2 separate regions of the Homo sapiens genome follow, and region 2 is linked to region 1. Evidence: chromatin contacts called from ENCODE Hi-C or POLR2A ChIA-PET data. All regions are on one chromosome and are shown on one strand. Each heading gives the region's core, a stretch centred on a gene start or an enhancer-like site at or near the end of the contact. The rest is flanking DNA. Distances are from core to core; before and after follow the strand shown. Region 1 holds the start of ZNF316 (zinc finger protein 316). Region 2 holds the start of CCZ1B (CCZ1B vacuolar protein trafficking and biogenesis associated).

Region 1 (3,455 bases), core at 481-2,980:
GCAGTGTCATTCAGATGTGGGCCTGGAGGAAAGGGACAGGGAGTGGTGGGCACTGAGGACCATGGCCACGCTCAGTCCCACCCACAGAAGCTGGTTACTTCTCAGGCCCTACTGGCTGGTGCCCTGCAAACCAGGGGCCTTGTGTTGCCAGAACTTCTGATTTTTCAGATTTTATTTATTATTAGAGACAGGGTTTCAATCTGTTGCCCAGGCTGGAGTGGAGTGGTGCTATCATAGCTCACTGCAGCCTCAACCTCCTGGGCTCAAGCAATCCTCCCACCTTGTTTTCCCAAAGTGCTGGGATTACAGGTGTGACCCGCCTCGGCCCCCCAGAGTGCTTAATTTATAGGTGTGAGACCCCGCATTAGAACCTGATTTTTCAATTTTATTTTTTAAACAAGAATGGGACTCCTTATTTTAAAATGTTATTAACTTTAAGACATTTTAAGACACCAAGAGCCAAGCGACATCACTGTGAGGGTCTGATTCAAGGGGTTGGGGCTGCACCCCTCTGTGGGACTAAGGTTTGAGTCCTCCTCTATCTTATTATTATTTTGAGACAGAGTCTCACCTTGTCGCCCAGGCTGGCGTGCAGTGGTGTGATCTCGGCTCACTGCACCCTCTGCCTCCCGGCTTCAAACGATTCTCCTGCCTCAGCCTCCCAAGCAGCTGGGACTACAGGGGTGCGCTACCACGGCCGGCTAATTTTTGTATTTTTAGTAGAGATGGGGTTTCACCCACCATGTTAGCCAAGCTAGTCTCGAACTCCTGACCTCGTGATCCGCCCGCCAAGACCTCCCAAAGTGCTAGGATTACAGACACCGTGCCTGGCCGAGTCCTCCTCTATCTCTTGCCCAGTCAGGCCTGGGGTCCCCACAGAAAAGCACCAAGAACAGTGGTGCAGGCGGGCTGGGAGCTGGGGAAGGGGCCCAGGCCACACCATTCCAGGCGGAAGACAGACCCTGGACTCCACCAATGCCAGAGCTCATCCTGACACCCCAGCTGCACCTCTTGGGAGCAGGTGCAGACAGGCTTGTGGGTGGGGGTCTGGGGGTGGCCGCTGAGCTCACCGACCCCTCCCTGGGTTCCTGGGGTCGCCTGTCACTTCTGCCCCCACACTGGCCATGCCCTCTGCCTGGACATCGCTTCCCTGCCCGTGACCCCATGTCCCTCCAAGTGCGGGCTCCACAACCCCAGTCTCCTCCTGCACTCAACCGCCACAGTCCACCCATAAGACGTTCACCCCGCCCGTCCCTCCTCCCTCCCCACCCACAAGACGTTCACCCCGCGCGGGCCCGGGGATCTGGTGGAGGCGTGGACACCTGGCCCCCTCCCCACCACAGGGGTCGCCTCCTCCCTCCACCATCCTGGGGTCCCGGGCAGGCTCCGTGGACTGGCGGAGGGGGCCCAGCGCGGGGCCTGGTCCTCAGCGGGCGCCCCGATGAACGAGGCCGGGCTGGGGTTCGGGGAAGGCGGTGGTCGCAGCGGCGGGACCTCGGGGTCACCTCCGAGACCTGGCCAGGGTGTCCAGGAGCGGGGCGAGGTTGTGGGCGCCCCACGAGTGTCGAGGGCGCTCCCGTCCCCTCCCCGCATGCCCCGTCCTCGCCCCGGCCCGAGGCCCAGCTGGGCAAACCCCCGCAACCCGCGCTTCCCCGCTCCGCGCCGCTGCCCCCGCGTGACCGGAAGTTCCTCCCCCCGCGGGCGCGGGCGGGGCGGGGCCGGCCGGCGGTACTTCCGGTGCCCACGCGCCGCCGTCGCGCAGCTCCCGGGCCGTCACTTTGTGTAGCGCGGGGTCCGCCGCCGGCCCGCAGGCCCCGGCCCCGGTGTCCGGCCCGTGGCTCGGCCAGCCCGGCCCGCGCGGTGAGTGGGTCTCGCGGGGCCGGTGGGCGGCGGCGCGGGCGGCAGGTGCGGGCGGGCCGGGCTTGCGCTCGGGGGCGGCGGCGGCGGCGGGGCCGGGCTGGCCCTCGACGCCCGGCGCGGGGAGGCCGCGGGGAGGCGGCGGGGCCGGGGCCTGCAGAGTCGGAGCGGAACGCGGGTAGGGACTTCCGCGGCAGCGCCCCCGCCTCCCGGACCCCCGTCCGGGCCTGCGCGTTGCCGACCCCCGGGGCCGGTCCGGGCAGGAGGCGGAGGGGGCAGGCCCGGGAGGCCACGCGTGACACCTCGGGGTGCCCGCCCACGCCTTCTCGGCCGCAGCGGCAGGGGCTGGGCCGCGGCCGCCCCCAGGACACACCCATCCAGGAGGGGCTGTCATCGTCTAGGTCTCTGCAGGAGGAGGCGGCTCCGGACGCCCCCTGGGGGGCGGGAGGCGCTCGGCCCGTCGCCCCAGGAGCCCGCTTTGTGACCTTGGGGGCCTTATCCGGGCTTTCCCTCATCTGCAGAAGGAGCCCCGGTGGGCTGCTCGGCTGTCTTCTGCTGCCGGCAGGTAGGTAGGGACACCCATCCCTGGGATTGGATGGGGTCTGGGCTGTCCCGCGTGGCAGCAGAGGTAGGAAAGGGGCTGGGCTTTGGTCGAGGACCCGATGGGCAAGAGGAAGTGCAGGTACCAGGAGGATCAGGCCCCCAGCTCTGCTTGTGTGGGGAGACCTCGGTGCTTGGTTTGGTTCAACAAGTGTGGGCAGGTCTGGGGGCCGGGTGGGGTGGTGAGGGGGCTACCCTGGGGAACCTGAGATGGCCCCCGTGGAAATAACCTGCACCAGGAGCAAACCCAGGAAAGTAGGGGGATCCAGAATCCGAGGACAGACAGTGAGGACTGTGGTGGTCGGGGAAGGAAGTCCTTCAGGAGGGCATGAAGACCCGAAGGGCTCTGAGGGCAGCGGGGGCCACCCAGAGGGAATGAAGGGGGCTAGACACAAGCACACCCCCACATCTCCCGCTCTCTGAGTTGGGTTTCCCTGGCTTTGGAGCTTTTGTGAGGAGTTTCTATCAACTTTCAAGCTTTGCCTCTTCTTCCTGCCCTTGCCTCGCTCCCTTCTCCTCTTGGGAGATACCTTGTCACCTCCCATTCTAAATGTTGGCTGCAGCACCGTATCCTAGAGTGCAGGGCCCTAGTAGAAATGAGGGTTTGGGGCCGGGTGAGGTGGCTCACGCCTGTAATCCCAGCACTTTGTGAGGTCGAGGCGGGTGGATCACCTGAGGTGGGGAGTTTGAGAAATGAGGGTTTGGGATGACGTTGGTGAAGCTCCCTGTGGCCTCTGGTTTGGGATTGATGCTGATGAGACCCCCTGTGGCCTCTGACCCAGAGTTGGATGCCGAGGGAGAAGTGAGCAGTGTTTACAGTGGACTGGCAGGCTGGCAAGAAGAGGGCAAGAGTGCAGGCCTGGGGGAGGCAGAGATAACCCAGGGGGAGTTGCTGGAATCTAAACTCTGCCCGGACTGCTGAGGTCCGTTTTTCAAACCATTATGTTCTGAATCTTGGGTTGGGGACGATGTCTGGCTGTGCTTCTGACCTCTGTAGG
Region 2 (3,953 bases), core at 707-3,206, 190 kb after region 1:
TTTTAAAATTGCAACCAATTTTATTTTAATTTTACTTGGATGCAACAGCCAGAGAACTTTCCTAAATTCTGAACAGTAAAGATCACCCATAACTTCACCATACAATTTCAGAAAGATACACTGTGTGTGTAAATACCATGACCATCCAGAAATTTTCTTCTGGTTCATTGAAGAACTGTCTGTTCTTCTGTGTATGTAAAGATTTTGCAGGTTTTGATGGGCTAAATGTCCTACAAAGGTTAAAAAAATATGTTTGGGACAATTCTCCAGCAGCAGTTTTAAGAATTCACTGAACGCTAAAGGCACACTTAGAGGTATTACCTTGTAAACTGTACAATAGCTTCACACAATCCGACATTTCTAATCTTCTCATTCTTTTCTACCTCATTTGGATGATAAAATAAAATCTTATTTTCCTCCTGAAACATGAGGAAACAGAAGCACAACATGAATAGAAACATTTCATCTTAGCTATTGAAAACGCTAAGTTCAATGTCGACCTCTTGTGTCACACATGCTAATGACAAAATAAAACAAAAACCGGTTTTAGAAAAACAGGAATTGTAATCCTAGTATTTTCAGAGGCTGAGGCGGGAGGATCACTTGAGCTCAGGAGTTCAAGACCAGCATGGGCAACACAGTGAGACGTCTCTATTATTTAAAATAAGAAGAAGAACAGGAATGATCTCATCATTGTGCAAATACTGCCCACCAGTCAGAAAGGCAATTTCGATAGTCAAGAAGTCACATCTGAAGTAGCACCAGGTAATTTTTATGAAAACTCAAGTCTCCAGGTTTCTTTCCTAGTGCTAATTTGTAATACACCAATGCTTGTAAGAAGTAAAGGTGTGCCCATCTGCAGACACATAGCTCCCTGAAAATTAAATCCAGTCAGTTCCCAGCCATTTGAACTGACAAGTTGTTTTTTTTTTCTTTTTCTGGAGATGGGGTCTGTGCTGCCCAGGCTGTAGTGCAGTGGCGCTATTACAGCTCACCTGCAGCCTCAATCACTTGGGCTCAAGCGATCCTCTGGCCTCAGCCTCCTGAGTAACTGGAAATACAGGTGCGTGCCACCACGCCCGGCTCACTTTTCAATTTTTTTTTTTTTTTTGTAGAGTTGGGGGTCTTGCTATGTTGCCCAGGCTGGTCTGGAACCCCTGGCCTCAAGCAATCCTCCCATCTCGGCCTCCTAAAGTGCTGGGATTACAGGCGTGAGTCACAGCGCCCAGCCTGGACAGTCTTTAACAGAAGTCTGACTTGCTGGAAACAAAACACAGCTCCGGACATCCTTTGAGAAAGTCGCCGTCCCCACCTCAGAAAAACCACACACACACACACACACACACCCCTCCCGAAATTAATTTATTTCCTCATTTGGGCGAAAACTATTACAGGGACCTCCAGGCTTGCATCATTTGAAGGCTAGCGTCTGCCACCCTGGTTCCACGCTTCTAGTTGGGGACTACCCACTTAACAAAGCCAAGTTCAATTTTAATTTCCCAGAACTGACGCAAAGCAAAGCGCAAAGAGCCTCAACCTGGGGTGTGGAGTGATATAGACCCGACGGGGCTTTATTCCATCGACCTAGGACCTGAAGCGGTCCCTGCCTGCTGTCAGGTCCCCGCCGCAGCCCCCTGCCCGGACTCGCACCTGGCACAATGCAGGCTAGGTCAGTGCCCCTCGAGGTGGGCAGAACCACAGGGCCACCTTCCCGGGGAACACCGGCGCCGCCCGCCCGCGCGCCGCCCCCTCCGCATACCTGTCCTTCGCGCGGCCCGAAGCGCGGGTTGTAGATGAAGAAACTCAGCAGCGCCGGCGGGAACTGCTTCTCCTGGGCCGCCCAGGGCCCGCTCCCGGCCCCGGCCGCCGCTGCAGCCATCCCGCCCCGGCCCCCACCTCGGGAGCCTCCCACGGCCCGCCCAGAGACAGCAGCCACCGGCTAAAACACCGCACTTCCGCCTCCGTCGCCACCGCCCCGGAAGCACTCGCCGCAGGCCCGGAAAAAGAATCCGCCTCGCAGCGTCCTCTTCAGGCACCCCCGGGTGGCCTTGTTGTCTGTTTCCTGGCCGAGTTTGTGTTTTGCTGGCTCGCGGAGTTTTCTCCTGGCTACAGGCGAGGGCTGCGCGTTTCAGGAAAAACCGAGCGGGCACTGTTTTTTTGTTGTTGTTGTTTTTTCTGATAGGGTCTCAGTTTGTCATCCAGGCTGGAGTGTAGTGGCGCGATCTCAGCTCACTGCAGCCTCAACGTCCGACACTCAAGCAATCCCCCTGCCTCAGCCTCCCAAGTAGCTAGGATTACAGGCGCGCGCCACCAAGGCCAGTTTTATTTTTTTGTAGAGGTGGGGTCTGTGTTGCCCAGGCTGCTCTCGAACTCCTGGCCTCAAATGGTCTCCCACTTCGGCCTCCCAAAGTGCTCCGATTACAGGCGTGAGACACCACCGCCCAGCCTGTTGTTGTTTTGGTGGTATTGTTTTAAATTTAATTTAGAGACAAGATCTCGCTTTGTCACCCAGGTTGGAGTGCAGTGGTGCCATCATAGCTCACTGCAGCCTCAACTCCTGGGCTCAAGGGATCTTCCCACCTCAGCCTGAGGAGTAGCTGAGACCACAGGCATGCACTACCATGCCCAGATAATTAAAAAATAGATAGATAGATAGTAGAGACAGGGTCTCACTTTGTTGCCCCGGCTGCTCTCTAACTCTTGGCATCAAGGGATCCTCCTGCCTCTGCTACTGGATGGAAGGTCTTGACCGTGGATTGCCCAGGTTCTTGGCTTGTTGAACACAGAACTGAACAAAATGCAATGCACAAAGTAACAAAAGAACAAAGCAACGAAAAGAAACAAAAGAAAAAACCGGAGTAAGGAATAGACAGATTTATTGAAGCGAAAGTACAACTCACAGAGCAGGAGCAAGACAGAGCAAACAGCTCAAGAGCCCCCATTAGGATTTTCATTAAGCTGGAAGAATTAGGTAACGCCCCTAGGTGCCCGTTAGAGGTCTCCGATTGGTTACACCCTCTGAAGGATTGGCCTGTGACCAATCAGAGGCTGAAGTGGAGACGCGCACCCGCCCCCCCGTCAATCAGAAGCTGTCACCCTCCCCCCCGGCCAACCCCCTGTCGTCCGTCAATCAGCCTCTGATTGAGGGAATGAACACGTGGCCTCTATGCTGCCTAATCTTGCCTAGAACTGGCTGCACCTGCTGTTCTTTTGTTTATGCCTTAACCCTTGGTTACCCTCATTCCCTATTCTGCCTCACCTGCCCTCCGAAAGTGCTGGGATTACAGATGTGAGCCACCCACACCAGGCCCATTGTTTTGTTTTTAGTTTATTTAAAAAGTATTTTATTCTAAGACAGCACTTTGCTCTGTTGCCCAGGCTGGAGTGCAGTGGCCAGATCAGACCTCACTGCAGCCTGGAACTCCGGGGCTCAAGTGATCCTCCCACCTCAGCCTCCCGAATAGCTGGGACCACAGGTGCATGCCACCATGGCTGGCTAATTTTTAAATTTTTCGTAGAGCTGGGGTCTCACTATGTTAACCCAGGCTGGTCTCGAACTCCTGGGCTCAAGTGATCCACTGGCCTTGGGCTCTCCAAGTGCTGGGATTGTAGGCATAAGCCCCTGTGCCATGGCAGTTTTTTTTGTAGAAGGAAATGTAGAGACACAAAGGAAGCCTCATTTAGAAATAAACAAGGCTGGCCACGGTGGCTCATAGCTGTAATCCCAGCACTTTGGGAGGCCAAGGTGGGTGGATCACTTGAGGCCCAGAGTTCCAGACCAGCCCCGTCTCTACTAAAATAAAAAAACTAGCCAGGAGTGGTGGCACATGCCTGTGGTTCCAGCTACTTGGGAGGCTTGAGGCAGAAGAATTACTTGAACCCAGTAGGTGGAGGTTGCAGTGAGCCAAGATTGCACCACTACACTCCAGCCTGGGCAACAGAGCAAGACCCTG

Evidence for each region. Hi-C counts contacts between places; a loop is a spot of excess contacts on that map. ChIA-PET counts read pairs that join two places held with the same protein, here RNA polymerase II (POLR2A). Pooled maps may share reads with other maps.
Region 2: a loop to region 1 is called in a pooled map, with 12 times the contacts of the local background. The contact joins the promoter of CCZ1B here to the promoter of ZNF316 in region 1. A Hi-C loop is called at or near these places in 1 of 37 single-sample maps with no recorded cell type and 5 of 50 pooled maps. POLR2A ChIA-PET finds 5 or more read pairs at or near these places in 1 of 52 experiments (activated T-cell).

The regions. Positions count from the first base shown.
Region 1 is chr7:6,635,588-6,639,042 of GRCh38, forward strand. ZNF316 (zinc finger protein 316) reads left to right here and starts at 1,731. Exons shown (of 9, transcript NM_001278559.2): 1 at 1,731-1,860; 2 at 2,259-2,422; 3 at 3,455. RefSeq lists silencers at 1,411-1,830, 2,071-2,500 and an enhancer at 2,561-2,610.
Region 2 is chr7:6,824,319-6,828,271 of GRCh38, forward strand. CCZ1B (CCZ1B vacuolar protein trafficking and biogenesis associated) reads right to left here and starts at 1,957. Exons shown (of 15, transcript NM_198097.5): 1 at 1,760-1,957; 2 at 322-419; 3 at 137-230. The coding sequence starts at 1,879. RefSeq lists an enhancer at 2,900-3,194.